Regions from separate parts of the Homo sapiens genome. Here all the other regions are linked to region 1. Evidence: chromatin loops called from intact Hi-C (ENCODE). Cell type or tissue: mammary epithelial cell. All regions are shown on one strand. Region 1 overlaps EPGN (epithelial mitogen). Region 2 overlaps EREG (epiregulin). Region 3 has its middle 120 kb from the start of BTC. Region 4 overlaps LOC105377282 (a long non-coding RNA gene).

The links. A loop is a pair of places that touch in the nucleus more often than their neighbours do. Peaks named below come from ENCODE experiments on the same cell type or tissue, not always from the same donor. Only the 100,000 strongest peaks of a DNase experiment are listed, where the experiment ranks them.
Region 2: a loop joins it to region 1, with 6 times the contacts of the local background. A loop is called at or near these places in 15 of 110 quality-filtered maps.
Region 3: it touches region 1 in a loop (9-fold over the local background); 45 of 110 quality-filtered maps call a loop at or near these places.
Region 4: a loop joins it to region 1, with 6 times the contacts of the local background. A loop is called at or near these places in 5 of 110 quality-filtered maps.

The regions. Positions count from the first base shown.
Region 1 is chr4:74,316,128-74,324,127 of GRCh38, forward strand. It overlaps EPGN (epithelial mitogen), which reads left to right. Exons shown (of 5, transcript NM_001270989.2): 5 at 1-662. All of the region lies in intron 2 of LOC105377276 (a long non-coding RNA gene), which reads right to left. Among named protein-coding and RNA genes, the nearest start is that of EPGN, 12 kb to the left of the region's middle. In mammary epithelial cell, a CTCF peak has its summit at 4,514 (motif pointing right); DNase peaks (open chromatin) are centred at 3,544 and 4,594; H3K27ac peaks cover 1,152 bases.
Region 2 is chr4:74,370,838-74,378,837 of GRCh38, forward strand. All of the region lies in intron 1 of EREG (epiregulin), which reads left to right. Among named protein-coding and RNA genes, the nearest start is that of EREG, 9.7 kb to the left of the region's middle. RefSeq lists an enhancer at 3,341-4,540. In mammary epithelial cell, CTCF peaks have their summits at 196 (motif pointing right) and 6,237 (motif pointing right); DNase peaks (open chromatin) are centred at 204 and 3,904; H3K27ac peaks cover 5,425 bases.
Region 3 is chr4:74,666,503-74,674,502 of GRCh38, forward strand. No RefSeq gene overlaps it. Among named protein-coding and RNA genes, the nearest start is that of BTC, 120 kb to the right of the region's middle. In mammary epithelial cell, a CTCF peak has its summit at 4,792 (motif pointing left); a DNase peak (open chromatin) is centred at 4,779.
Region 4 is chr4:74,870,080-74,878,079 of GRCh38, forward strand. It overlaps LOC105377282 (a long non-coding RNA gene), which reads right to left. Exons shown (of 4, transcript XR_938886.2): 3 at 4,789-4,911; 4 at 1,671-1,928. Among named protein-coding and RNA genes, the nearest start is that of PARM1, 59 kb to the right of the region's middle. In mammary epithelial cell, a CTCF peak has its summit at 4,875 (motif pointing right); a DNase peak (open chromatin) is centred at 4,882.

The sequences.
Region 1 (8,000 bases):
CCGGTGAGATCCTCAACATCAGCATGTTGAGATGGACCTCAACCCCACCTCTAACCCTGAAACACACTACTCGATATTATCTTAGGTATGTTTTAGGGTTTAGTTTGTAAAATAATAATTTATTTTTGAAGGAAATATAAAATATTAAAGAGTAATAATAGCTATCATTTTTTAAGATTCAATCTAAAACAATGGACTCTTTTTTTTTCCATTTGTGATGTAGATAAGCAAGACAATTTTGATCATGAGTGGTGAAAAGAGGATCAAACTTGACTATTCTTGCAATGGCAGTCCAGCAACAAGCCTTTCATTTACATTAAATTATAACTTTTCATTCATTCCTAAACCAAACTTAAAATTCTGCTTTCCTTTGAGTAGAAGGTATTTAACTTGTTTTGTTTTTCCTTCAGAAGGAATTTAATGCAAACGGATTGCAGTCAGCACTTTCTGAATGTTTTCACACAGTATGCAAAGCTTACATCATACCAAGGAGTGGAGAGTTGAAGTTTCCTCCCAGTGACTCCAGTGACAGACCACACCTAGAAAGCGTTTCTCTTCCTGAGTATTTCAAAAAGATGTAAAAGAGCTGGGGAGAGTATGGGAAGAAACAATACAGGATTGCCTTTAATTAATTAAGAATTGCCTCCTGATAAAAGGAAAAAGAAATTAATGCTGGAGTATGGAGGGGTGATAACCTTAAAGATTATAAATATTTGTTGTCTATAAATACTTATAAATTATAAACACAATATAATTAAAATTAGAACATCAGGAAAAGAATTAAAATCCTCAGGTTGCAAAACCAAAATGTTAACCAAAACAAATACTCATGAGATTCAACTTTGTTCACCTATAGAATAGTACTTATTAACAACATAAAATCTACCCTGTGAGATTGTATGGAAACTCAGAGTGTGGCTTATGATAACCATCTGTTTATGATATTTCATATAAAACAATCTTGTGATCCTTGTAGTTCCTACCATTAATTTTGTAGGAAGGAATCTCTGACATTCCTATGGAGCTAGAACCACATCTGTCAATGTTTAAGTACCTAAGCAGAACTTAAGAGGAAAATGCATAAATATATTTGGAAATTGTTTCATTTTTTTCTATATGTAAGAAGACCCTAAAAAGAGCCTTTCAGTAAAGTTTGTGCTTCAGAACTACACTTTCAGCTATCAATCAGTTGTGTCATTAATTGAGGGTGGATTATTTAGGAAACAAATGCCAACATGTTTCTGGCATCTTTGACTACATTACACCAGCCAAGAGGTTCATCAATTTCTTTCATTCCCCATTTTGTCACTTCCCTTCGTCTATCCTCCAATTATTTGAGAACACATCCTTAAGTCATCAGTATTCATGAGTGCTTTATTATTTAGCATTTCAGAGTATAATGAGGATGGGGCACAGAATATAATGTCAGCCATCCTGGAGCCAGTAAATTTGCAAAAAAAGTAATTAAAAATGCTTGTCATTATATTCTCTTTCCCCAAGGTAGCTTTTTGTATAGTTGTGTTTTCATAAAGTTTGAAAAGGATGAAATTATAACATAGTTCATCTTTTAGTCTTTCCTGGCACAATACAAATCTAATCCTTTAATTTTAACATGTTCGTTTTGGTGATGTCAAGATTTCCATTCATTATATCTAATTGAGAAAAAAGTCATAAGAAAATAACAAACATCAGCAATTTAAGCTTTTGATGTTAAACATGAGGACAATTCATCTATGCAGAGGACCATGAGGAAGCCATTTAATGTCTCTGCATTACAAAATGTAACATGCTTTCTGTGAAGTGATATAAATATTGGTATCCTACTACCTACACTCATGGGAAGGGTTACCAAAATCCGTCTATTGCAAAACATCACTCTTTCTCGCTTACATCATGGCTGCATGACATCAGGACATGAGTAGCTGCCAAGATGAACTATAAATGTTGAAACTTAATTTGCCAGTGTCTAGCACTGCTAATCTGGGTGAGCCCACATTTTTGTCCAAATCTTTGGCTCAGACCTATTCAGTAGCACATTCAGAAATGTCTTTTCTAAATTCTGCATTTTTATTAAGTATTCAATTTTTATTAATTATTTAATCAATCAGTGCCCAGCTCAGAGTATAAGAGCTTAAGCAGTTAATTTTCTAAGAATTTTAAGTCTAGGCCCCTTGAGAATATCCATGTGAATACAAGTAAAATAGTATTATATTTTACTTCTCTTCCAAAACTAAACATGATGGATGTTCCAGATTGTCGGCAATACCCACAGCTTCCAAAGAAACATCTCATAAAGATTAGAAATGTGATTATGTGTTAACAAGAAGAACTGAATTGTTCAGTCAGGTCTTATCTAACCACCTCATGGCCTTTCTTTGTCATTTTTTATGTCTCAGATATTATTGGGGCATACGTCATCTAGATTAAAATTTGGTTAAGTCTACAGTCAACCAGCTGTCAAACTAGCAGTATTACTGATCTTTAAGAGGGTATTCTTCTTTTTTTTTGTTTTTTTTTTTTTTGAGATGGAGTCTCACTCTGTCACCAGGCTGAAGTGCAGTAGCACAATTTCAGCTCACTGCAACCCCCGCCTCCCTGGTTCAAGTGATTCTTCTGACTCAGCCTCTTGAGTAGCTGGGACTACAGGTGTGTGCCACCACACCCAGCTAATTTTTGTATTTTTAGTAGAGACGGGGTTTCACCACGTTGGCCAGGATAGTCTCGATCTCCTAAGATGGTATTAATTAGGATTCACATCTTTCTGAAAAGAAAAAAATGGCATCTCTAGATCTTTAAAATCACACTAAAAATTAATTCAATATTAAGTTCCTTAACAAATCAAGTTAAAGCAATAATGTAATACAGTAACCATTTATGAGCACTTGCAATGTTTGAAAGCATCAATTGCATTATTTTAGTTAATCCATGCTTGTGTGTAATTGAGGCTTAGAGAAGGGAATCACTTGTTCAAGGTCACAGGGCCTCAGCCTGAACCAGATGCATCTGATGTCAGAGTTCTTCATCTAACATCTAAGCTCTATATAATAATGCTTCCCAATATTTTATGAAAAATATTACTGTTGAGGGATAATTTCTTAGTGAACTTAAAAGTATGCCCAAGTAATTAGTATGCAATTGAAAAAAGTTATTTTCTTAAAATATAGAAAATAATAATTTTTTTTTTGAGATGGAGTCTCGCTCTGTCGCCAGGCTGGAGTGCAGTGGTGTGATCTCAGCTCACTGCAACCTCGACCTCCCAGGTTCAAGCAATTCTTCTGCCTCAGCCTCCCAAGCAGCTGGGACTACAGGCGCCCGCCACCACGCCCAGCTAATTTTTGTATTTTTAGTAGAGACGGGGTTTCACCATGTTGGCCAGGATGGTCTCAATCTCTTGACCTTGTGATCCGCCCGTCTCAGCCTCCCAAAGTGCTGGATTACTGGCGTGAGCCACCACACCTGGCCACAAAATGATAATATTTGTCATGGATCAACCACAAAATTCCCCTGCTGTCGTCTGCAAATTATTAAGATATGTATAACACCCTCAGGGTGAGGTCAGATCAACGTCAAGTGCCTGCTGACAGTTGAGTGCACAGTCTGGGGAGAGACTGTATACTGTAAAGGAATTCTGGCTTATCCTCATGACTCAAGGAATGAGGAGTATTCTCTTAGAGCACTCTCTTGGAATATTGGGAATATTCTACTCTAACCTGTAGCCAGTATTCCTAGAGAATACTGGAAATATTCTAATCTTGGCTACAAGCTATTTCCCAACATTTTTTTAGCTTTATTGAGACATACCTGACTCAGGTTGTTTTTGAGATGAGGGGTGAGGAATCCAAGTGATTGTCATGTCTACAGTAAAATCTCATCAACCCCCTTCTCTCCACATTATCCTCAATCCTACCCCAGCCCCCCATGCACCTTGCAGAAAAGCAGTAAGTAGCGGTGGTCCAGCTTAGGAAAAAAATTGGAAAATAACATTTTAAAAAATCTGTGCAATAGTTTGGCACTAAAATGACCGGTCTTCTAGTTCAGCTGTGTGATCTGAACTTTACTGGGACTCTTTGGATATGATATCCTTGCCTGTTAAGTGGAGAAGTTAGACTCTGAAGATGACCTCCACATTCCCTTCCTGGTTGGAAGTTGTACATTGGAAATGTGATGCCGATAAGCAGATCTATTCCACAGACATATTCCCTTTAGCTTTCGTGGTGTTTGTTTTAAATCAAGCCCACATTTAAAAACCAAGCTCTTTTACTATTTTTAAAAATCTAGCCTCTTTTGAAAAATAAAAAATATAGAGCTCTGGTCCTATTTTGTTTGTGCCAGCGCTCTATATCTTTTGTAACTTTGGTTAGAAGGAGCATGCCTCAATACCCAACTGCTGCTGCTGCTTAGGCTGCCAGCACAGGGTCCTATGGGCCTTTAAGTCTGCAAACTTGCTTCTTTGGTTTCATTTTAATCTTTCCTCATCTAAATTCTCCTGAGTCTAATCATCAAGATGCCTGTAGAGGGCCCCATTGTACTGCAAACCTCATAAATTATAAAGGAGTCTCAGATCAAAGAGTCGCCCAAGAATGTGCTTATTAGGAGAACCCACACTCACCTGGAAACCGGCAGGGGTGGCATCTGGTGACTCAGGCACTGCCCTGCCCACACCTTCAGTCACTCTCTGCTATAATCCTTGCCAGATCTGTCATTTCAGTGCACAAGCTTGCTTATGTTGCCTCCCAGCTTGAGAACTGACACTGACTCCCCATTGTGCACCATGTTTAGCAAGGACTGTTCAGCCTGCATTGTGAAGCCCTCTCCAGGGAGGCTCAGGTGGTCTGTCTTTCTCATCCCCCCTCGCCCTATGCATATCATCAGCTGTGGCCAACCACTGCTCTATGCTCTGCAAATGGGCCACACAATCCATTTCTGTGTTTTACCGTCTCTACTGTTCCTGCTACATGTATTACCCTCCCTCACCTCTGCCAAGATCACATTATTTTTTTCAAATGCTGCCCCCTCCTTAAAGAATGGTGTTATTTACAAATGTCATTTCTCCTTCTTTTGAATTTCCTTGACATCTTTCTCTTTTTTTGTACTTTTCAAACACTTACATTCTGCCTTGTATTATAATTACTTATGTTCTTAGCTAAGTTCCAATGGTAATAATGACAATGAACTTCATTTATTAAATTCACATCATAGACTGGGCACAGTGCAAAATGATTTACAGATAGTATCTCCCTCAATCCTCAGAGACATCCAGGTGAAAGGTTTTATTAGGGGTTGTGTTCAACAGTGGTTAAGAAGACAATTGTCTGGAGTTTAACAGACAGGTTGAAATCCAGCTTCACTCCTACTAGCTGTGCTACCTTAATCAAGTTTTTTTTTTTTTTTTACTTTTCTAAGCCCAAGTTTTGTCATTTGTAGAAATGGGACAATATTTATATCATAGATTGTTTTGAGGTTAATAATAAGTGCTCAATGAATGTTAGCTATTGTATTACAATTGAATTCCATTTTTCACATTAGGACACTGAAATTCAGAAAGTTTAAGCAACTCGTTCAATGATATGCACCCAGTAAGTGGTGGAACCTGGATTTGGCTGCAAGGCTGTCCAGTTCCCAGGCTTTGTGGTCTTAATTAGTGACAGGCAGGTGAGCACATGGCTGCTGGTCTCTCTGAATACAAGTCCTGCTGCACTTAGCACAGTTTGGCCATGGTTGAGTTTGCCCAGTGTTTTTTGAAGTGGGATCTGCATTCTCAGAGAGCTGGGTTTTGAACTCCAGCTGTTTATTAGCTTTGTGGTTGAGAATAAATTATTTTATCCCTCTAAATCATAGTTGCCTCCATTATAAAATGGGGAAAATAATCACACCCACAGGATCATTTTAGGGTTAAGTTAAATCAGATAGCTAATACAGGTAAAATTCATAGAACATAGCACTCATTCAATAAATATTACTTATTATAATTATAAATCATCTAAAACTCCCATTGAAACTCTTAATGACACTCAACACGGTAAGTTTTGTTACAAGGTGACATGTATTCCTAAAAATCATTACACTAAAAAATTGAGCAGGATATCCTACAGGACTCATTCAAAAATGGGGGTTTGAGAAACAATATTCAAAAAACTTCTTCAGTAACATATTAAAAACACCAAAAAAACTCTAAAAATGGTAACACAATTTTATACATTTTAGGTGGTTAAAATATACATAAACAGTACAATAAACATGGTACGTTGTCTTTAAAAAGACCTGCAGTTTGCTTGTGGAAGTGGGTATTGGCAGGGTTTAGCTTGTGAATTATTATCAAGTGATGGAAGAGGGGTTTTTAAAATTGGGTGGAAAGTTATAACAGCAGATGTGGTTGAGTGTGGTTTATAACTCAAACATGAGCCAAGATCGCTGGTAGATATTTGAGAATTGCACACATGTATGCTCTCTCCTATGCTGCTCTGCTCAACAGTTTTCTCCTCATCTAGCATTTCTCTCAGGTGAAATTATACCTAAGCAAACACAAAGTTCCTGTTATGTACAGATTATTCTTTATGTTGGAATAAACTCACGCTTTCAAGACAAGCATTAAAACAGAACTGACTGTACCTTGAAATTATCACAACCCTTGTATCTCAGTCTCAACCTTCATGATAATTATTAAACCTTTGAAATATTCTGATATTAGGCACTCAGGACCTTGGGACCTGGGGGTTATCATAACCCTCATTTCTCCACCTAAATTTACAAGTGTCAAGGACAAAATTCCAAAGCCCCATATTACTGTGGATTCAAGTTCTCATCATATTATTTGTACTTTTTTTCAAGTTATAAATGATTAGAAACCTTTATGACTATATTTTCCTTCTTAAATCAACTAACATTCAAAGATGGTTTTCATCCTAACATTATCAACTTACTGTATTAATAGGAATAGCTCCAATTCTTCTTCTTTTCCTTGAGACTTATTCCCCTCTGTTTTACCCTCTGAGCAAACTGTTACTTTTATTCAAAAGTCTTTAAATGGCATGGAAGAAAAACGGTTTTGCTTCCTTCAGCAGTCTATATTAGGCAGTATATTAGCCCAAACTGCAGATCTTACAGTAAGAAATTGCTTAAGAATTGATGAAACATTTGATTAAAAAAAGGAACAATTAAACAAAGGAATCTATAAGAAATAAGAGAGTCAAACTTGGTATATACAGGTATTAGGGTCCCCCTTTTGAGTCTAACACATGTTACTGTCAGGGCTTAGGTCTGCCTAGGTAGGCTAAGCAAACAGGTGCATCTGCATACTGGTGCTTTGGGTAGACTGAAGTCCATTTGCTTGAGGAACTAGAGAGCTTCCGATAGGTGAACATACCTTCAGCTGCTCCTTAAACCTGGTTAGAATTGATTTATCTTCCAGTGGTTTGTATTTGCATGTTGTAAAAATTAAAAGTTTTTTGTTTGTTTTTGTGCCTTCCCAGCATCCATGCCCCTTCCAAAAACCACACCAATTTTGCTGTGGAGTACCATTCTCCTTCACCTTCATTGCGCCTGGTTTAGTTGTGCATCCCTCAATTCTCATTCCAGAAGTAATCAAAGCATTCCATTACCCCCAGTATTACTGCTATAGAGACAGGAACAATACAGAGTGGTCGCAAGAGAATAGAAAATTCCAGGCAGCAGTTTTACATAACTAGCAAAAAGAAACTGTTGAAATAGCTGCAGAGGCTAGGGGCTGATAAGACCCTGAAAAACAGGGTGTGGACCAAGCTGCCTAAGAAAAACTGGACACAACATGGTGGATTTGACCTTGCTGTTACCTAGGACCTCATTATATGCTCATTAACACACTAAATCACACACCCACAGGTGCCACGACAGTTCCAGGAACACACCTATTTGGTGTAAAAATGGGTGGCATCGAAGTTAGAGAAATCTTCACCTTTTTCAAGGAACACTCATGAATATTCTGTTCCTTGGTTAAAGAAACCCATAAAGGTAGAAGTCTCAAA
Region 2 (8,000 bases), 55 kb after region 1:
TTCAGAGATAAGGCAGCTCAGTTGCAGGGAAACAAAATAAGTATGTGAGCTAGAACTGGATTCCATTTCTCATGAGTCTAATGCAGGGTTTTTCAACCTTGTCTCAGTTGACATTAGGGACTAAATAATTCTTTGTTGCAGGGAGGCTGTCCTATGCATTGCAGGGTGTTTAGCAGCAACCCTGGTCTCTACCCACTAGATGTCAGTAGCATCCCCAGTCGTGACAACCATCATAGTCTCCAGACATTACCATATGGTAGCAATGGTCCCCAGGAGCAATTTTGCCAATGAGGGATACAATTTTGCCAACCTTGGTTGGCAATTTTGCTCCTGGTTTAGAACCAATAACATAAAATATACTTTTTTTTAATTGCTGTTACACATTGCCACCCATACTTCACAGTTTGGAAAATTAGTGCTTGAGTTACCAAGACAAAATTAATTTTAATGATAATCTGGATACAAATATAAAGCCCATTCTCATGTTTAAAAAATCAGCTTGGCAATATTTATTGCTGATTTTAGCACCGTTCACATCTAATAATGATGAGTCTTATTTACGATGGAATCATGAATACTGTCTCTGATTATTCCTTTGATAACCACCCTTTACTTCCTTTTACAACTCTACTCTCTTAGCTCTCAGCAAACTTAATTTTCTTTTTTCTCTAATTTCTTTTTCTCTTTTCTTTGCCACTTCTGTCTGCTCTCTACCACCTGTTTCTCAAAGTTCTGTTATTTTCCAGTTCATACTGTTTTCCTTGGAACATATAAATGTCTTCCATTCCTTTAAAGGCAGTATCTCCTCATATGACTTTCAAATAGACTTCTCCTAATCTCCAAATAAATTCTTATTCCTTTACTGTATTCCCAACAGCCTCAAAAATATAAATAGGTAATACCTATAGATAAACATTAAACTCAAATATGTTCACTCCCTTCATGCCTTCATGCCCAAATGCCACCACAAGCCTGCTGTCCTGCCTATGTCTCCTCCTTTTTTAATGGCAGCATTCTCTGTTTTTTTTTTTTCTGACTAGAAACTTGGCATCATCTATAAATTCTCTCCTTTCCTTACCACCCTTAGGTGTCCAACTTCTTTAAGTCTATTTAGGGCAGGAACAATGTCTTTTGTACCAGTTTTCTTTCCAGTGTTTTGTTCAATATCTTGCATGTAGACAACGCTCAATAGATATTTATTGAGTAAACATTATTTGACAAATGTAGTTACTAAAAGCAAGGATGGGGTAAGCTGCCCTCCTTTTTGATGATTGGATTGTAACTAAGCCCATCCCACCAGCTATCATGCTATGGAGGCATATGTGGCTCTCACTGAAGTCAAGGTCGCCAATGTCAACTCAAACTATATTTTCATAAACTATATTATCTGAAAGTAGAATTCCTTAGCAGCCTGCAGTGTGTGAGTTGTATTATGTGGGTTCTCTGAATAAAAAGTAATTAATTTCGAGTCTTTTGAAATCATCTTTAATGGATTCCCTTTCTCTTGTTTTGTGTGCTCTCACTGATTAAAACTTTATCCTTGCAGATTCATGTTTGGCCATAGGCATCTACAGAGAATACAATATAGTCAATATGCTTCTCAAGATGCCATTAAATATCCAGGCTTCCTGCCACAATGTGGCCATAATGAAAAGAAGGCAAATTGCAGACACTTATAGTCCAAACTGTTGCGCCTTCAGGAGATGTTTCTTTTGGAATAATAATGTAAGAATAATTTAAGTTGGATTTATAGAAGTGAGAAGCCCGATGGAAGGGAGTCAAGGTAGAAAAGGTTATAAAAAAGCTCTTCTTATGTAAGATTGTCTTGAGAAAAAAATATGTTTCCAACAGAAAATTTGAAACAATACTCTATAAATGAAGCTTTGGCTTTTAGGGGAGGCAAGTCCCACCTTTAGAGATTTTAGTCACAGAGTTCCAAACACTCAGATTAATTTAAATTGTACTTTTTTTTTTTTTTTTTTTTTTTTTGAAACAGAGTCTTGCTCTGTCACCAGGCTGGAGTGCAGTGGGGTGATCTCGGCTCACTGCAACCTCTGCTTCCCGGGTTCACGCCATTCTCCTGCCTCAGCCTCCCGAGTAGTTGGGACCACAGGCGCCCACCACCACATCTGGCTAATTTTTTTTTTTTTTTTTTTTTTTTTGGTATTTTGGTTTCACCATGTTGGCCAGGATGGTCTCGATCTCTTGACCTCATGATCCACCAGCCTCAGCCTCCCAAAGTGCTGGGTTGTACTCTTTACATAAGAGTTGGTATGTATTCTCCTGCATTCTGGAAATACTTCCGTTATGAACAAGATATACATCTTTAAATTCATATTTAGTGCAAAATAGATAATTCCCTTATATTTTGACTCACTGATTCTTTATTTGACTAGCTTTAAGTATAGCATTGTATGATAATATGTAAGCGAAATATATTAGCATTTGAAGTATGATTTAGAAATGACTACCTAAATTGGAAAGTATAACTTAATGCTTATGACTAGAAACACATGGCATATTAATATTTTTGCTACTTGTCAAGGAAGATTCTATGGCTATTTTTCAAAACTCAAAATTAAAATAATTACTTATTTTTAACCTGTTATATTAACCTTGGGTTTCATATGTTTTATCTCAAATTGCTATAGACCGTTTTTACCTTAGGTCTTAATGAAGTGCAGTTACAAAGCTAACATTAAAAATATATAGGAATAGAATTATTACTGGCAGAAGGCAAGGTTAGTTTTCTATAGATTTATATATATGTGTGTATATATGTGAGTGTATATATATATTTATATATAAGTAATATATGTATATATGTGTTCATATATATTTATATATAAGTAATATTTATAAGTATATATGTATGTATATATATAAGTATATACGTGTGCGTATATATATCTATACACACACACACACACACACACATATATATACTCTCTGAAAAGTAGGTTGCTACTAGAAGGTGCTGACAGTCTTTTCAGTATCTGATGTGATAATGAGTTTTAGAGTTATTTTGACCAAGGTGAAGCAAGAGCTTATCAAATAGTGGAATTAAATTTAAAACAAAAAGACATCCAAAAACAGTGAAGGCATATTCACTCCTTAAAAGCACACAAGATCCAACAAGCCTATTACGTTATAGACAAATTCTAAAATCACAGACTGCCATGGAAGATGGTAGAAAATGAACAGTCTGAGTAGGTTGGCATGTGACCACAGCAAAAGTGTGAACAAAGAGGATTTTGCTATGTGTTTGGGCTGGACAAATGCTATGATTCTGCACAAGTTTGCTTTTCTGGTCTAAATAGCCTAAAAGGTTAAACTGGGAAAATGAGATGCATTTCTTTTATTCTGTAATCTATCTGATTTTAATTTGGATCATTTTTATTTTCTTGATTGTTTTCCAGAATAGTCATTTTACCCTAAGATTTGCAATTATTTTGCTGACTTGGCTTGGTCATCCAGTCACCAAATCCTAGCCTCCTCTGTACTGGCCTCCTTCTGGATGAGCCCTCAGTGCAATCCTTAGGAAGCAAGGTAAATCCAGGCACAATGGCTCAAGCCTGTAATCCTAGCATTTTTGGAGGCCAACATGGGAGGATCATTGAGCCCAGGGATTCGAGGCTGCAGTGAGCAGTGATTGCACCACTGCACTCCAGTCTGGGCAAATGAGTAAGAGCCTCGAAAAACAAAATAAATATAAATAAAAATGAAGCAAGGTCAAAATAAACCGTATGCAATAGGAAGTACATTTTCTACATCTGGCATTTTGTCTGACTGTTGGGCAACCACTTCTTAGTGCTCCAGGGCCCACGACATTTACTGCTATTGCCATTCCTATGATGGCACTCAACCTCTCCCACGCGCGGTCCCCAATATTGTGTAAGGGTGTAGGCTCGGTCCTGACTCACAGGGAAGAGGCGATTTGTATCCTCTGAGTCACTGGCACCACTTCCTGCTGGCACATCTGAGATTTCACTGAAACATAATCTGAAAAATGAAGGCAGAGAGATATATAGGTGAGGTTCACATTCCTAAAACCCATTTGGAAATTTGATAGAAACAATGACCTCTGAATGCATTTCCATTTTTGCAGCTGTATTGTAAAAGAAGCGCCAACTGCCAATTTTGAGTTTACAGATCATCTGTGTTATATCACCTGGCAAGAAATTCCTCTGTATCTTAGTTACCAATGCCACCAGACAAGAAATGCCACCAGATCTGTTTTTTTGACATAGATACTATCTAAAATATTTAGTATCGTAGTGAATTATTTGCTTAGGAAGAATCTACTGTCAAGAATGAAAAAGCCAAATATAGTATTTGAGGTCCAATCATAGAGAAATTATGTTCAAACAACACTAAGGTCATGAAAAGCCTGACATTAAGGAAATATATGCATGCTTTAGCATTTATTCCCTCCCTGTATGACTCATTAAAGTAATGACTAGCGATTCTTTTTTTTTTTTTTTTTTTTTTTTTTTTTTGAGAGGGAGTCTTCCTCTGTCGCCCAGGCTGGAGTGCAGTGGCGCGATCTCCGCTCCCTGCAAGCTCCGCCTCCTGGGTTCAAGCCATTCTCCTGCCTCAGCCGCCTGAGTAGCTGGGACTACAGGCGCCCGCCACCATGCCTGGCTAATTTTTTTTTTTTTTTTTGTATTTTTAATAGAGACGGGGTTTTACCGTGTTAGCCAGGATGGTCTCGATATCCTGACCTCGTGATCCGCACGCCTCGGCCTCCCAAAGTGCTGGGATTACAGGCGTGAGCCACCGCGCCCGGCCTGACCAGCGATTCTTAAGGTTAACAGGATAGTGGATGTAATATTTCTCTGGAGATAGATTTTTTATTCATTGGATCGCATTCACTCTTCTACCCTAGTTTGCAAGTGTTTGGGAGCAGACGCATATTGCAGGAACATTTGAGAACCACTATTTTAAAGCAATAGTGCTGTGCAGATGGACATGACTTAGAATTAATTTTGCTGTTTTCTTGGCCACATCCATCCATGATGGAATTGCAGTTATACACTTTAATTTGAAAGGAACATTTAAAATTATATACGATTCCACCTGTAAAATATCCTGCTGTAGGATTAATGCAGCAAGTCTCACAGAAACTATCCTGAGCGATGGACTGTGTCCAAGGGAGCGTCACGAGTAAGGAAAGTCCAGTCTTTGTGGAGGCACACCCTGGGCTGAACATTCTTTAATTAACAAAGACAAACATTTCACCTGTGGCCTGAACAACTGGAACAAAGTTTCCAACGGTGGAAAAACTAACAACTACTAAAAACCTTTAAAAAAGAAGACTAACAGCAACACTCCAAAGTAAGTTGGATTCTATAATAGTTGCAGGTTGCAATTGGAGGCAATTCCAAGCAGGAAAGGTTAGGCTTTAGTTTATGCAAAGGATAGAGAAACTAGCTTCAAATGTGCATTTTTTTCCCCCTGGCTAGCATTTTCCTGGAGGGAGAATTGGTAATGTCTCCTCCAAAGCTTTCCTCAGTTGAAGAAATATGTAGGAATAGGAATGTCAAGGATGTAAGCACGTGCAACTAAAACTCCAATTTGTACCGAGGAAACTGTATTAGTTAAAGGATTTCATTCTTCAGTAGTGAAAGTATGGTGAAATTATTATTGGGATATAAAACAAAATTGACTTGAATGAGAATCTAGCTTATCCTCCATAAAAAGCTTAGTGAAATAGTTTTCAACTCTGTTCAACTGACAATGAAATCTAGGCTTTAGCTATTTCTTTGTCATTCAACAAAAATATATTTTTTGTAGTTCCACAAGAGCAATTGAAGCAGCATTTATATTGTAGAAAAAGCATGGAGTGGGGAGGGGATAATTCTGAACTTTAAAGACAACAGAATTTTCAAATTGTTGAAGAACAGGAGACTTGATTTCAAAAGATAAATTTGTAACTCTTCTCTTCTGTGGTCACAAGTGATCTTAGACAAGACATTTAATTTAAATACACTGAGGGTATTTGAGACTAATAACTACTTCACAGAATTAAGTGTGAAATTTGATATATGAAGTTATACATTATGATGCTGATGCCGATGTGTAATTTACTTTTCAGAACCCAAAAATATACAATCGGCTTAACAGATACAAGCCTTCTCTAACTGAGAAAAAATAAAATTCTTGTATTACACGAATTAAATCTTTCTTTACAGTACCAAATTACAGAGATAGACAAACTTGTTATAAACCAGAAGAGGGCACTGTCCACATACACTGCTAAAACCAGAGGCTAGAAGTTGAGAGTCAAGGAACATTTATGGGCTGTGACAGCCATTTCAGAAAAAAAAAAAAAAAAACATTAGTTTATTTCACTGTATTCTCCCCAAAAATCTATAAGATAGGAAAAATTAACACCCAGAAAAGTAAATTAATTTTTTTTCAAGATCACGTAGCTCAAGTTTTCCTCACAAGACTGCCTTTCCACCATAATTTGTGGCCTCTATGTTGGGTTAAATACTCTACTTCAATTACAGCTATCATAATTTGTTCTCTGTGATGTCCATTATACTCTAGTATTATTGCCTATTTCCAAATTCTATAAAGTGGCCCATTTAACAATATGTATCCTTGGGAAAAGTTATTTAAACTCTTTATGCTTTAGTTTTCTCTAATGGGGATAATAATAGTATCTTCCTCAAATTGGCCCTGAGAGGACTAAATAATATAATACAGATAAGGTGAATAGGACCATACCTGGTTGTATTAGTTTGTTTTCACACTATTATAAAGGACTTCCCTGAGACTGGGTAATTTATAAAGGAAAGAACTTTAATTGACTCACAGTTCTATATGGCTGGGGAAGTCTCAGGAAACTTATCATGGCCGAAGGCGAAGGGGAAGCAAGCCCCTTTTTCACAAGGTGGCAGGAGAGAGAGGCGGGAAGGAGGAACTTCCAAACACTTATAAAACCATCAGATCTCATGAGAACTCACTCACTATCCTGAGAACAGCATGCAGGAAACTACCCGCATTGATTCAATCACCTCCCTCCTTGGACACATGGGGATTACGGGTCCCTCTCTCAATACATGGGGATTGCAATTCCAGATGAGATGTGGGTGGGGACACAGAGCCAAACTATATCACTGGTACATAGTACATGTTCAAGAGATGGATCGTCCTCTGTCTGAACTGTGAAAGAAATGGAAAGTTGAATATATTTTGTTGCCTTTATGGAGGCATTAATCATCCTTTCATAACAGTTACCACTTACTTAGCTACTTCAACGAAACAGGTTGATTCAAACTCTTCCTGTGCTTACAGAAACTGGATTCTCAGTGTGGTTCATCTGGCATGCCTATTCCTTCTCATATTAGATAGGATATATTCTGATTTTACCTAGATTACATTTACCTAGCTGCCTATCAGTCAAGGAGAATTTTCAGGAGTAGGAAGTCATTCTAGTTATCACGCACCCTAGGCCAATAAGCACCGGAATCCAAACGAAAATGTCCAACCGACTAAACAAAATCACATAGGAGGTATTTATTCTCAAAAGACAACCTTTAGGGTGTAGAAAAAGCAAGCTTAACACACATGTCATTATCCCCCACGGTAGGTATTATTCATTTCTTCAAACAAAATATGTCTAATTTTTTTCAAATCTCAGTTCTGAAATTCGTTATTCCCCAAAGCAATTGCAAGCTGAAGCCATTAATTAATTTAGTGGAGCTTAATTGCTGCTACTACTACTACTACCACCACCATTAGTATTTACTATATAACAGTTACTTAAATAAATTGGAAAGAGTGTTTGAAGTGCAAATACCTAAAGCTTAAACAGAAGCAGCTAAAGCTCTTAACTAAACATCTGTGAAATTACAAGGGTTCTTCTTATGATGATTCCTACACAATTCAGAAAGTACTTGAGTCATTCTTGATATCTATGTTCCAAAATTTTATCTTTTCACTGAATACACATGATGAAACAGCTGATTCAGACTCTTCCTATGCTGATA
Region 3 (8,000 bases), 350 kb after region 1:
AGTGAAAACAACACAAATGTCTATTAGCTGATGAATGAACAAAATGACAAAATGTGGTGTGTGTATATGTACATGCATATATATGGATACATATACATATATGCATTTAATGTCTGTGTGTCTTACTCTCTTCATCTGTGAAGTGGGAATAATAGTAGCACCTCCCTCCCCAGATTGTGTAAGAATTAAATTAATTAATAGAGGGAAACAGCTTAGAAGAGTGCTTCACACATAGCAAGTGCTGGATACATTTTGGATTCTATTAGTAATATTGGAAGGAGGAGCAGCAGGAGTACCTTTTACTTAGTTGATATGCAATAAATAATATTGTATTGTTAACATTTCCGCAACAACAAAATCTTTGTCAATATTATTTTAAATGATGCATCTACATTTTCTCAGCTGTTCCTCTACTGTTAAATACGTTGTTTCAAGTTTGAGACTAAGTTATGCTACAATAAGCATCTTTGTGCACCAAAGATTTTTTTTAATCATTCCCTTAAAATAGATGATCAGAAGTGGAATTACTGTTTCCAAGCACATAATATCTTAGAAACTCCGCATAAGAGCTGCCAAAGTGTTGTTGAAAAGTGTCTTCTAATTTACTCTGTTTAATCTATCTCATGTCACCTGTGTCTGAGACTGCCTGTTTTACTCTCCCGTCAGCCACATGAAGTGATAATTCTTTTTATAATCTTTGCTAATTGGTATCTGACTGTTCTTTTAAATGAAATTCAATTGTTACTCAATTTTAAATGAAATTCAAATGTTACTGAGGTTGAATATTTTTTCAAACATTCTCTTTGGAACTTTTTGACCATTTGTACATTGAGTTCTTAGAAAAACTAAGAACAGTAAGTTTTTTCTTAGACCTTGAAGAGCTCTTTGCACACTAAGTATATTTTATATATATATATATATAAAGTATTTATTATATATATTTAATGAAATAGCAAGAGATGTATGTATATAAATTAAATATAAATTGAATAGAAAATAAAATAAATGTTTGGCATAAAAGTAAGTACAGAGAAGCTATCTATTTCACTCATGACCCAACTAGGTCTTGAGGTGTTTAGATAATTACAAGTAACTTTCTTCCTCAAATTTCAATTTCTACTTTTCTTTGTCACTACTCTTCATTAGAAAGTGGTTCTTGAAAGATCAGAAATTGTTAGTAAGAAATTCTGGCCAGAAGAAGTAAATTTTGAGATCATATGTGATTTCTCATTTTAATAAAAGATCTACCTGAGAAATGAAAGGATTGGAATTCTAATCCAATACCTATTTGACTATAAAAGTCTTTTAAAAATCTTTCAGAAGGCACCCTGCTTTCTGCCCAAGACGTTCAAGGCAACATTCAAGAACTGCCACACTCAAAGTCTGTGCCCCTATTACTCTGACCTCTCTCTGTTTTATTTTTATAGCTGTGTTCCCAAGGATTCCCCTAGAATGCAAGGTAAATACTCTCATATTTAATCTAGTCTTCAGATAAACCTAATCTGGTCTGGCAGCTGTAATTTTTAAGGAGCTTTCATGTTTTAATGACTGCTTTATCACTGCAAAACTGAGATGTGTGAACTGCAAACCCTCTGTGATATAGAGCTACACCCTTTTTGTTGAAACACTTGCTGAGTTTTATTAACCAAGAAATGTTTGTTTAGCAAATCATGGAGTTTTATGATCTATAATACATAGTTCCATATCATGTAAGATTTCTATGGATTTCTAAACACAAAACCATCTTCAAAGAAGCAGAGGTCCCCAGGTTTGTTTGGAAAGACCCATAATTAACTCTTAGTACATGACAGCATTTAACAGGGGACAGGCTTTGGGAACAGGGTGTGTTTTCTGTAAATGACAACTCCTTTCATAAAAACAAAAACACTATCTCATTGGACAAGTCCTGCTAACAGATTTTTTTTAATCCAAAATTGTGTTTTTGTTTTTTGCATGCTTAGTTTGCCCTCATTGAGGATGTAGGTAGAAGTGAGTGGGGATGATAAGGGTTATTGGGGAGGACTGGGTGGGGTACATTGTTCTAATGACAAAAAGTAGGATTGTTACAGCAGTTGTACAGACTAAATGAAAATTCAGTGTACTTTTTTTTTCACAGATGTCAGAGAGCGTAGTTGAACTGAATTTGAAATTACTTAAACGCCAATCATAGTCCTTGATATGGAGGAATAAATATTTTCATAACATTTAGCATCTAGTAACAAAGCAGTCATACATTTATGTTATGTATTTATTTGAGCTATATACTGTAACTGCTACAAACCCAGTACTGCATTGCATGAGGCGGATTCAAAGACAATAAAGAGATGAAATCCCAGTTCCTGCTTTCATATTCAAATTGATCGTTTCTTAACTTTCTCCCTCCCTGGCTCTTTTCTTCCTTTCCTTCCTTCCCTCCACTCTTTTCATACCAACAAAGCAGTGATAACAAAGAATGGACAAAGGTCTCAGAGAGGATAGGGAAACTGAAGCCCAGAAAGTCTAACGTTTTATAGGATGTTCCATACCGTAAGTTTCCCTTACTGTAACATGAAAGTAACAACACATACCACACAGGGGGATCTAAGAAACATACAAATGTCCTCAAAGTGATCCACTCAAACCAAGCACTCAATAATGCAGGGTAAAATTTTGTCTCTCATCAAAAAGGGGAGCAAAGGGGAGAAAGGTTTTCTAGACCAAGGGAGTGTCCTGTGTAAAATTTACCAACACAAGAGATTTTGTTCAGAACCATTAAAGTTTCATTAGAATCCTTGCTCAAGAGGAAGACGATATAAGATAAGATAAAGAAATAAGTAGCTCTTAAGAGCTTTGCTTTCCATGCTAAGGAGCTTGGATGTGATCCTGGAGGAGATGGAATTTAAATAGGGAAGCTGTGTGATTATATGTACTGGAGATGAATGAGATCAAAGCCAGAGTGATCGGTTAGGAGTCTCATAGAATAGTGAAAGCAGGTGAGAAACTAATCTACGACAGTATCAGAAGGGATAAAGCTTACACATATTTAAGAGAAAAAGATAAATAGGCCTTGCATAAAAGACATGCTCAAAAAGTCTCTATTTCAAACAAAAAAATTCATGGACCAACAATACAGTGCTGGCTGTTGAATACCCCTCTGACTTCAATCACTTTCAGATTCACCTCATCTTCAGGAGAAGCAAAGAAATGTAAATGTTTATTGGTGTTTTATTAATAATTGTTTCACTAATCTAGTTGACAAAGGATGGTTCCTACAATTCCACTTTTATTACAAACCTCATGCACAATAAATCCCCAGTGTTTCCTACAGGAGGGTTCTAGCCTTTACTGAGTTCACCAAGCCCGTGAGCTAGATATTATTGTTGCCCCGTCACAGATTAAAAATCTGAAGATCAGAGAGGTTTGGTAACTTGGGCAAGGTCACACAGTGACTATGTGACAAAACTACAATTAGGAGTCAAATTCATGTGACCTCAAATGGTAAAACTTTCCACCACAAGATATTACTGTAGTATGGTAAAAGACATTGATTCTCAACACCATCTTGATATCAAAATTACTACGGGATTTTTTTTTTTTAAGCAGAAATGTTTAGGTCCCATCTCAGATTTCCCAAGTCAGGATTTCCTGGGGAAGAACAGTGGCAACAACGCTTTTCAAAACATCCCTGAAAAGTTCTAATGTGTAGGCTGAGTTGGGGAGCCTACTTCGTGGAGGTAAGAACGAAGTTCTGCCTACATTGGAAAGTTAAATGAAATGAAGGAATCCACACTCCTCCTCATCAGTTGGGAGGGTGATGGATCATACTTCCATCCAGTCCTTATATTCGTCCATATAAAAAGACCCTACAGTATTAGAAACAATGAGCTACAGCAGAGTGGGCAGAATTAAATCTCATACCTTTCATTCCTTGTAACCTGAGAAGTAAATATGGTGCATAGTGCTCCAATATCTCCCAACTCAAATCTGAATTGATAGATGGGAAAGGAAGTCAGAGTTTCAAGGAGAAGTACAGAAAAGAAATAGATTCTTTCTTGGGCCTTTCCAGAAGATGCTACAATAATTTTATTGTAATTCTCTGATTAATTTCCTCTACATCAAGGATCTCAACTAAAAACTATAAATTGATAGTCAAGATTTTTCCCTTCCCTCTACCCAGCTTCCTCTGACTAACTCCTGCTCATTCTCAACAAATCAATTTAAAGGCAGCCTTACCTGACTCTCACACTCTTCTATAAGTCCTCTCTTATGTTCTCCCACAGTGTCCTGTGTCTACCACTATTACAGCCTTAAGTGCTAGGTAGTGCAATCATTGCATGTATTATCTGTCTCTGTCTAGACTTTAAGGTTCCCGAGGGCAAAGAGTTTCTTAGTTCACTTTATATCTGTAAAATCTAACACAGAGCCTACCACAGAATATGTGCTCAGTAAATACTTCTGAAATGAATGAATATATGAAGAAAGGAAGAAATGAAAAAAGAAAGAGGTGGTGAGAAGGGAAGGAGAGAAAGGAAGAAGGAAGGAAATTGGCAATGTCCTTTGGAGATTACTGTCAATACAACTTCTCTCCAACCTCAATGGCTGAAAGATAAATAGTGTGATATGAAATAACTATTTCAATGGTAAAAATAAAGAAGAAATGGGCAGATATATTATCTCAGATCAAGATGATTGTAACAAAGTTGAAATTTCCTATAAGGTTTCTTCTATTACTGCATATGAATTACCTTCTATTCCACCTAAATAGCCTATTTACAGACACGGATGGGTAAGAAAGGGCAACGATGCCCCCCAGAGGCTAAAGGCAGGAGCTTGGAAAGCAGCCATCATTTATTTACTATTGGCAGAGAGCTCAAGGATATCTATGGAGGGGGTGACTAAAATAAAGGGCAGTTTCCTGCATAAAATGGTAATTTGAAGGCTGAGGGCAGAGGGTAAAAAACAAAGTGGTGTACCAGAGGCTATTTTTTTTCACATTATTATTTGCTTCTGGGGCACAAAATGCAGTTTAGTAACATAAAAATATAGTCTCAGTGATTTGCAAGTGAGTAGCACCACCAGAGATATTACAGAAATCTGAATTAAATTAAATTAAAATATTCCTCATAGGTTACATTAACACCTGTAGTATTTAATCCCAATATTGGAAATCCAGTAGATGTATTGGATAAATCCCAAATCTACATCTACAAAATTATTTACTCCTCATAGATGAGGACTGGGTTTTCTATTGCTGAATCCTCATTGGCTTCTGAGGACCTGGCACTGAGTAGATGATAAACAAGTGTGTACTGAACAAATGCATGCATGTGCCCATATGTTTTAAGATGATTATATGCATTTGCTTGGCTGACAGTTAAAATGCTTCAGCTGACTAATGTGCTTCCATGACTTCTTGATTGGGCCACTATATGCTGAGCCTTCTGTTCTAAGCATTAATGTTTATTGTGCTTTCTTATTAGGAAATTAAAACAGCAAAACAGTATTAACAATAATTAGCCTTGGAAATAAGAGTAAGCCCACACACAATATAGTGCTTACTAACAGCCCATAATAACGACAGGACTCATCAAAAATAACTACCCCATTAAGTTGAAAGTATAATTGTCAAAAGAAACACTATCTCTTCATTGGCCAGGCATTAGTGAGCCAATGGATTTCAGGGGTAGCATTCACATTTAGAGGCTATTCCAATGTTTCACTGCCTCAAATCTCCTCTGACCCAACCTTCACTCCCTTCAGCTCAGCACATGCCCTTAACATTTACTTCACTAAAAAAAAGCAGGCCATTGAGAATTTCACCTCCTCACTGTGTCCTAAAAATGCCCTGAGTCTGATTCTTTTCTTTCCCTTGCCGACTCTGTCTCAGAAGAAAGTGGGCTCTCCTCACCTTTCGGCGCTGCAGATCGCATTCTCCTACAACCTCCTACCAAGAAACTAAAGCTCTCACACAGCTCCATCCCTGTAACTAATTCCAGCTCTTCCTCTGGCTCTATTGGTTTATTCCCCAACACCACCTATGATTGTTCCCCAACACCACCTATGATTGTTCCAACACCGCCTATGATTGTTCCATCTTTAAAGTTTCTTCCTTGACCCCTTTTCCTTATCCAGTTCTCTCCTCTCTTTCTCAAACTTTCCAGAAGAGAGGCTAATGCAAAAGTATCCTCTTCCACCCTTCCCAGTCGCTCCTTAGTTCACTACATCTGTGTCTTGTACCCAACATTTTATCAGAACTACAATGATAAACTATAATAAGAATTATTGCCAAGGATTTCCAGATCAGTGGTCCAGTGGACTGGTTGTTATGCATTTATCTTTCTGGACTCCACCCTCCACATCCACCACCATTCCCTCTCTTCCTCCTAGCAGTACAACACTCAAAAAAGGTGCATCACACAATCTCCCTTCATTATTCTACTTGGAGCTCCTGGACAAAGTGACTCCACCTTGTATATTGAACACATTTCTGGTTTTGTATTTTTCAAATTATATTCTAATGAATATGCTTATACTTCTGTCTTCCTTTTCAGATTTTGAGCTTCTTGCAAGCAGAAAAAATATCAGAATCATCTGCCTCACAAGTGTCTGGCACAGTGCTTGTCACATAAAGATGGCCCACAAAACTTCAATGACAGAAGAGGGAAAGGAAAGAAGTCTGACAGATATCTAACTATATCCAAGAAAGACATGAAAATTCATTGATTTATAAATTTGCATATAAAATGTAAAGAAAGAAAAGTAATATCCTATATCAGAGATGGCTCTTTGTTTTAGACCTCATAGAATTTCAGGCTGCCTTAAAGATTATCCTTCCTTAAAGAGAAGAAAGAAAGGAACAGAAAGTTAACGTTATTCTTTTCGAATCTACACAATTAAAGGGTGAAAAAAATAAGCCTAAAATGTACATCCCCAAATCCAATGCACTTTCTATTATCCTATATATTTACTTTCTCAAAAATTAATTTCTCAATTATTTAATTACAAAAAAGAAAGGTTGAATGCTTATTTGTTAGGATTGTTGCAGGTGTTCAAGGAACAAAACAATTGTAGTACCTGTTCGCATGGTATAGACAGACAATAAACCAACATAAATAATAAAATGTCAAGTAACTACTAAGAAGAAAAATAAAGCAATATAAAAATATAGCTAATGACTGAGAAGGAGTGCAATTTTCAGAAGTGCTAGTAATAAAAGATTTATCTGAGGAGATGAGATTTGAATAGAAAACTAAATTATGTTTTGAGTTATTTAAGGAGCACACCGTGAAAGATGTAACAAGGGGAAGTAAGAATGAAGGCCCTGAGATGTGAATGATCTTGGTGTGATCACAGAGTCATGAAGAATAGAAATGAGAACATAATGCAAGTGATTCTGGAACGTGTCAGATCATGGAAAGTGTTGGAGACCACTGTAGAGATTTAGATACTACACGAATATTACAGGTGTTGGAGTAGGAATTAACTCTGTTAAGATCAACCTAGGTGTTAGCGGATTGGATTGTAAGGGGGCAAGAGAAGGAGTACAGAGACCTGCTAGGAGGCTATTGCAAGAGTCCATCTTAGAGATCAATTAATGGGTCAGGATGGAGAGCTGAGTGCTGGAAAGCAGCCAGATGTGTGATGCATTTTGAAGGTGGAGATGAGTGACTCTTCTTAGCCTACTTGAATGGAGGCTGTAGGAAAGGAGAGGATAAAGAAGAATTGTTAGGGATTTACCAGAGAAGCCAAATGAAGTGGGTGCCATATGCTGAGATGAGGAAGCCCAAAGGAATAACAGGTTAGGAATGGAAGGAAATCAGGAATTCCACTGGGACATGTACAGGTTGAGATGTTTTTTGGACTTTTAATGTATAGATCATCGTGCCTCTTATTTCTATTGCTGCTGAGAGCAGTTCAGTTCTGCGGGTGTTTTTAAAAATTCACTCCATGTTATTGGCCAATTGACCAGATAGATCAAAAACTCAGAAGAGACAAAGCTCATTTTCCAGAAACACTCTCAA
Region 4 (8,000 bases), 550 kb after region 1:
AATATTTATGGAGCACCAACCTGTAACAGATGCTGGGCTAAATGATTTATGCCATTTTAATCATTTAATCTTCACAGTCTGCCTATGAGATGGAGACTACTATTACCAGCAAAAGGAAAGTGCGTCTCAACAAGGTTTCTATAGTGAGAAATGGAAGAAGAATTTGAATCCTATAATGAGAAGAGGAGGAAGGGTTTGAATTATCAGATTGGTTCGAATCTCAATACTGCCAACTGCTACATCTTTATTTCAATTAAAATAAAACACCCCCAGCTCATGCATTTACCTACGAGCTTCAATCTACTTTGTTTCTAGGCTTGCTCTCATTACGATAAATTGCCACTTTCAGCTCTCTCCAATTTTTGAGACTGCTCTGACCTTTGATGTTATCAAATTTGGTTTCTCTTGCTTGACTCTTTATGTACTCTAAGAACTTTGGCTGACATTCAACCTCCAAACTGAAAAGCCCTCCTGATGACCATGTGCAAGATATTCCACTTAAGCATCCAATGACTCCAACCCCGGATCTGGTTCTTGCCCCCTCATGAGAAGGATTAGGACTTGAGCCAGGCCAAACCTTCCTCAGTGCCCTTAGCATCCCAGACCCCCACCAGGAAATGTCAAAGACAATATATGTCAAGTCAAAGCATCAATACTTTTATATTTTTGTTATTTTTTAAATGAAAATACTATTTTATGTCATATATATATATATATACACTGCTTGGTATTAGAAGTGCTGTTGTCATGTCAGAGCATTTGTCGGATCTAGTCTTATGCCTATCCTGTATTTTGTTTCCAGTACAACATTCTATGGAAACCTTATTTTGCACAGGTATATTATAGCAAAGATAACATAAAACAAAAGTTTCTCAATATTTAGGTGGTTCTACATTTTGCCATTGATAAGGTTTATTTCATATTGAAAAGCACAATTCTCACCTTTTAAGACAGCAAAGGCTACAATTGTTCACTTTCTAAAGATTTGATTTATTTACATAAACTATGAGGCTTACACCTCATAAGGAATACATTTGTATAATATGAGTGTTTAACTCATTACATTGTGATAATATCACAAATTTGTTGCAAGTTTACCACTCCAGACAACATAGACAAGGAATCTTAATTGGATTGCCTACATTAACCTAAAGAGGTATTTCTAAGTCCTCACTCTGCATCAGTGCATAAATCAAACCTCAGGGGTTTCTACATGTAGCTTCCTAAAACTTTTGGCACACTTTGTTTTAAGCAGATAATCTAAAAATAACAAGAACAGCCAAGAAAATGTATGTAATTTGTTTTTAACATATACATTGTAAATACATTTTAGAAAAAACATTTTTGGAACTTCTCTCTTCCTAAAAGAGCAATTCACTATATCTTAAGGAGCACTAAAACTCCTTTTCTTCTTATTAAATTGATACAGAGTCTCTGTCTCTCAGGCTAGAGTGCAATGGCACGATCATAGCTTACTGTAACCTTGAACTCCTGGGCTCAAGTGATCCTCCCACCTCAGCCTCTCAAGTAGCTGGGACTACAGGCGTGTGCCACCATGCCTGAAAGAGCACTAGAATTCTTAAGTACTATGAACAATCTGGGAAATTATATGTTAAACTATTATTCCTTGACAGTAATATGTGTACATTCAAACTTCTGGGAGAATGCCTTAACTCAATGGCTTGAAAGATTCCTGCCCAGAATGCTAGCAACAAAAGTGGATCAGGGAACTTCTAGTCAGCTTTGGGTATTAATCCCACTAAAACAGTTTCCATTCTTGGGGCTTGGTTATCAGGAGTCTGAAGTGCAGTCGTGGGTGTAGTTATGGCCAACTAGTAGAATGGAAGGATTTGGAGCTTGAGTCAAACAGTCCTGTGTTTGAATCCCTGTCATCTTTTAAAAGTTGTTCCCTCTTTGTTCCTCATCATCTGTAACATAGACATAATAATAACACACATGTGCATTTTAAATAAATAACATGAGTATCTATTACACACCAAGCTCTGTCCTAGATTATAATAATATAGCTGTGAAAAAGACAGACCAGGTCCTTCTGGGAGTTTACAGCCTAGCAAGGAGAAGACAGATAATTAGGAAACAAGGAAACTAAAAAGATAATCATAGTTTGTGCCTAGTACTCTGAAGATAATAAAGCCAGCTAATGCATTAAAGCTGTGCTATCAGATATAGTAGCCATTAGCTACATGTGGCTATTTAAGTTGAAATTGATTAAAATTAAATAAAACTAAAAATTCAGTTTCTCAGTTGCAGTAGTCACATTTTAAGACCTCAATGGCCATATGTAGCTAGAAGTAAAATTTTTCTGTCATCACAGAAAGTTCTATTGGATAGCACTGTTAACTAGATAAGGAGAGTTTGGGGCAAGGGAATACTTTAAATGATATTTATGTATATAAATAGCTGGTTCAATGCAGAAAACAATCTGTAGTGGGATCCAATATATTGGAACTATTATTATGTTAACATATCTTATGAGTCTATATACTTTTGCCCACTTTATTCATCAATTTATAAAGCCTTGGAATAAATCCATTTAAATGTAGCTAATTTGTTATTTCCAATTTATGTACTACTAATATCTAAAGTTCTAGGTTAATAACTTAAGCTCAAGACACTTACGAAAAGTATTTTTTTCTGCATAGGCTTCTTGATTCAAATAAAAAAGGAAATTATTTTCTTAAAATTTTGATGAATGATAAGCCTCAGAAAGTAGCCAAGTGCATTAGGCAGAAAGGACAATGGAAGCAATTTCTTAAAGGTTGAAATCATATTTGAAGTCAAAATAGATAAGGCTTAACAAGGTTCTAAATTCAAAAAGCAAATTCTTCTGTCCCTGATTTTCTGTAACTCTGACACTGATAACTCCACCTACCACATCTTAAAGATCTTTATGACAATCACAGAACTGGTATTATAGTCCCCAAAAGCTATGTGTAAAGCAGTATTTGTGCATCGAATCATACTTCCCAGTGCATGTTATTTTGAGAATATGTTTTACTTAGATAAAAGAAAGTAGCACCAATACAGAAAAACAACCTTTGAGGACTTACTGAATTCCTGGAACATGCCCAATGAAACATGCCAAAGAGAAACAACTACTTTAGAACTAAAAGTTTGTAATACTCACTTTAATACAGTGTGCTATGTAAATTTATTTTTTAATATGTTAAGATAATAGTCTGATTAATGTTTGAGTCCATTTATATTTGTAAATTTATTTAAGAAGCACACACGGGTTAATGTATACCAGCCAGATTTCATTTCTTTTCTTTAAAAATGACTAAGCAGAAACATTAACTGTGTTTGACCCAAGAATTTAGTAGAATTAATTCAGTGAAAAATCTCTATGGAGATATGTTTTCAGCTTAAGCTGGAGGATTAGTCGAATCTCTGTTTCCCAATCTAATAGTAATGGTGTTAATGCCTGTAAGTGTGGAAATTATAAACTACTCTATAACAGCCATTAAAGTTTTGTTGACCAAATGGCTAAATGAAAAAAACAGGTTAACCATCTCATTAGGAGAAGTGAAAAGTGTTGATTGAGCCAGCAGGGAACTCCGAAAATGATTTCCTCTTCTTGGAGCTACCACCTGGTGCCCTTAGGGTAGACAGAAGTGACATGTTAACCATGTATATGGAAATTGTGTCCAAATGTATTAAGTGAACAAATGTGAAACAGAAAGCTCTGTAGGAGGAACACCTTCTAGCTGGGTTTGGCTAGCCACACAGCTGCTCCTAGGACCCAAGGGCAGCTGCTCTTAGCTCCATTTAAAGAAACCCGTGAGAGCACCTTCAATCTTCTCTTTGTGGGCTAATTACCCAGTGAAGCAAGCAAAGCAGTCTCTGTGTACCTTTTCATTGTACAAAGAAAAATCTCAAAGCTATGTCTTGAAAAAGCTTTAAGAAATGGACTGTGTCCAATTATAAAATAGAGCTCTGGTTACTGCACATACTGCACAGTGATTTGAATTGCATCATCTTCCACATCCCCACCAACAACTCTTGGGAGCAAAATATAAGCCTTAGAACAAATTAATAACTCTTTAGGGTCATGCAACAAATAACATGCTTTTTATCTTAGCCACAAGACTCATTAGCAAACCTGAAGTGGCAGCTGCATGCTCTGGCTTCCTGGATTATTCCTGATCCCAAGAACACTAAAGCAATTGTTCACGATCCTTTGCACTGATATTCTGTAGAAGTATGTTTTTAATAAAGTTCTAGGATAGATATCTTAAAAGACGTGTTACTTTAAAAAAAAAGTTGATACTGATACTCTACCATGCAGGTAACCATATTTATAAAATATTTATGGTGGCATTTCTTTCTGGTTCCCAAAGTATTATATGTTCATGCCTTTGAAAGGAGGAAATACACAGAAAGCCAAAATGGAGATTGTGAAGTTTTACTTGCTTTTTAACTGTGTTTGTTCACTTCATAATATATTATAAACATTTTCCCATGTCATTAAATGTTCTTCTAAAGCGTGAGTGAATAGTGGTACAGAACACTCCAATTTTAACAATTCCTATTTTTGAACATTTGTGGTAGTTCCAATTTTGCTATTATAAATAACACTTTGAGAAACATGCTCATACATAAATCTGTCTGCTTATGTTTCTTTGAGATTATAAAAGTGGAAGCACTGGGTCAAAATATTTTAAATATTTTTAAAGATTTTGATAAGGGTGGTTAAGTTCAAACAGCCACTCTGATTTATGAATAAGAGAAAAGGAAAAATAAATAATCATGCCATGGAGTATTTACTGGAAGGAGCTGAACACAAAATGGCCAAGCCTTCGCTTTCATAGAGTTCTTCATTGCAAGGGCAGTGATTGATCCTTCTTGACCACCAGATGGCAGTAGAGAACACAGCAAACTGAACAAGACCTAGAGGAGAAGAGGAATCCACTCTTATTTAGCCTTATATACTTAGCCATTGGTTTTTCCTTGGGCAACTAGGAAGATTGGGCCTATCATATAAACAAAAAATAAATAAATATTATCAATCAGATCAGGCACAAAGACATTGGAGGAACACTTGCCTTTCATTGGACCTGGTGTTGAGAGCCACTAATCTGTTTTGCTTTATGTTTTCCTAAAGTTCTCTTCACACATTGGTCTCACTGCTGATCTTTTTCTGAAGTAGGTTTTGGTTTCTCTGGAAGCAGCCAAACATTTTATGTGAACCCCTGTACTTGCTCACCAGCTCACAATGAGGCAAAGTCTGGGTAAAATGAAATACTTTCACTAATGTCTTTGGGTTTTCCTATTTACTAGCTAAACAGGAAGTCACCAAGCAAAGAAGAGTGGCTGCTGTGAGATACCCCTCCACATTGACCTTAGACAGTCATTATTATTTATTCTGACTTTAGCGGAAAGAATACTTCCTTGCCTCCTTTTCCTGTCTCTGAGGAAAGGATATTCCAGACTCTAATGCATTTGGAGTTTCCAAAGATATGGTAGAGCTGTTCTCAAGATGCCTGAGACATGCAGAAAGCTTCATGATAGCTAGCACAGTGATGCCACAGCTGCACCAGCCAAATGCAATTGGAGTTTCTATTCAGTTTACTAGTGCAGCTACCTGAGCAAAGTACAGATAAAAAGGAAGTAACAACACAAGGGTGCCTCGTACTCCTGTTACCATTATGAAATTGAACTGAGACTTTAGTCTAGAATTTGCAGAGGCCAATTAGAAGGATTTGTTAAAAATATTAGTGCTCTTATCATAAAAACATCTATATGAACAACAAAAATATAAACAAAGAATAAGTAGTCTACTATTTGAGAGTAAGGATACTAACATCTGTTGAGTAATAATCCCTTCTTAAAACACCTAATAAGGGAGTATTAAAAAAAATGGAGATCAGGAAAAAGTCCTGAACCTACAATCAAAAATTAAATTGTACAGTATATGAGGTTCATTAAGCCACGTTCTTTACATGACTTCAAGTTTCCCTTTAAACAATTGGGCAATTCAGCTGGCAGAATAGAAAAAGTGAATGTTCTTTCGGCCTACACTCGTAGAAATACAGTGAGTGTAGTTACAGGAAACTTCTACCTCGCAATCAGAACACATTTGGAATATTTTGCTCAATTCAGAGGAGCAATGACAAACTGGACTCCATCTAGAACAAAGCAGTAGAGTATCAAAATCATGTCCTTTCTACAAGGAATGAAGGTTCCCCTGAAGAGAAGACTTAGGTAACAATATGATAGTTCTCTTTGAATACTGAATGACTCTTTCATAAAAAAAATGGAATTTATCCTTCCCTCTGTAGTTCACAGAACTAGATTCAATGAGTGAAAGTCATAACTTGCCAGGATTTTCATATACCCCCAGGGAGCACCTGTTTCCAATTCCCACAAAGGTACACTGTGGGCTAGTCAAGGCCATGTTCAAAAATTACCATGAGATCCAATCAACAATGGAAGGGTTGCCTGGAATGCAATGAGCTCATGAAAGGTTTTGAGCAGCCTGAGTAATTATTTTGGCATGAATATTCTAAAAGGGGCTCTTAAACTTCGGGGTTTAAGACTTTCATGGAGAAAGATGATCCATGAAAGTTCTTCCAACTCTAAGATTCTGTAATTCCTTAAAAACCAGAAATAAATCAGGAATTGCAAAAATAAGCTAACATATTCAAGGGAAGTTTTTTTTTTCAACTTTTATTTTAGGTTCAGGGGATATATGTGCAGGTTTTTCACCTGGGTATATTGCATGATGCTGAGGTTTGGAGTACAAATGATCCCACCACACAGATACTGAGCATAGTATCCAATAGTTAGCTTTTTAACCCTTGTCCCTCTTCCTACCTCCCCCCTCTAGTAGTCCTTAGTTTCTGTTGTTTGCCATCTTTGTGTCTGTAAGTATCAATGTTTAGTTCCCACCTGTAAGTGAGAACATGTGGTATTTGATTTTCTGTTGCATTAATTCTCTTAGGATAATGGCCTCCAGCTGCATCCATGTTGCTACAAAGAACATGGTTTCATTCTTTTTTATGGCTGCCTAGCATTCCATGGTTTATATGTACCACATTTTCTTTATCCAATCCATGGTCGATGGGCACCTAGGTTGATCTATGTCTTAGTGCTGCAATAAACATGCAAGTAAATGTACCTTTTTGGTAGGAAAATTTGTTTTCTTTTGGATATATACCCAGTGATGTGATTGCTGGGTCAAATGGTAGTTCTGCTTTAGGTTTCTCTGAGAAATTTCCAAACTACTTTCCACAGCAGCTGAACTAATTTACATTCCCATTGACAGTGTATAAGCATTTCCTTTTCTCCACAGCCCCACCAGCGTCTGTTGCTTTTTTACTTTGTAATAATAGCCATTCTGACTGATGTGAGATGATATCTCATTGTGGTTTTATTTGCATTTCTCTAATGATTAGTAATGTGAAACACTTCTTCATATGTTTCTTGGCCACTTGTATGTCAGTAGGGAGAACATTATTATTACATTGGCTTAGGTTAAGATACCAGATTCTTGAATTCCTAATGCAAGACCAAATCTTAAGCCAATAGAGTTTCAGGAGTAAAGATGAGGATAGGGACCTTGTGCAGCTTGAAGAAAACAGTATTGGTTGACTTTCTTAGAGGCAGAAAGGGTCATGCTGAAGTTAAGTAGAATCAAGTTTTTTTGGGTGGTTTTGTTTTGTTTTGAGACAAAGTTTCACTCTTGTTGCCCAGGCTGGAGGGTAATGGCATGATCTTGGCTCACTGCAACTTCCACCTCCCAGGTTCAAGTGACTCTCCTGCCTCAGCCTCCCAAGCAGCTGGCACTACAAGAGCACAGCCGGCTAATTTTTGTATTTTTAGTAGAGATGGGGTTTCATTATGTTGGACAACCTGGTCTCAAACTCCTGACCTCAGGTGATTTGCCCACCTTAGCCTCCCAAAGTGCTGGTATTACAGGCATGAGCCATCACACCCAGCCAGAATCAGGTTTTAAGAGCCAAGAATGAAGAAGGATA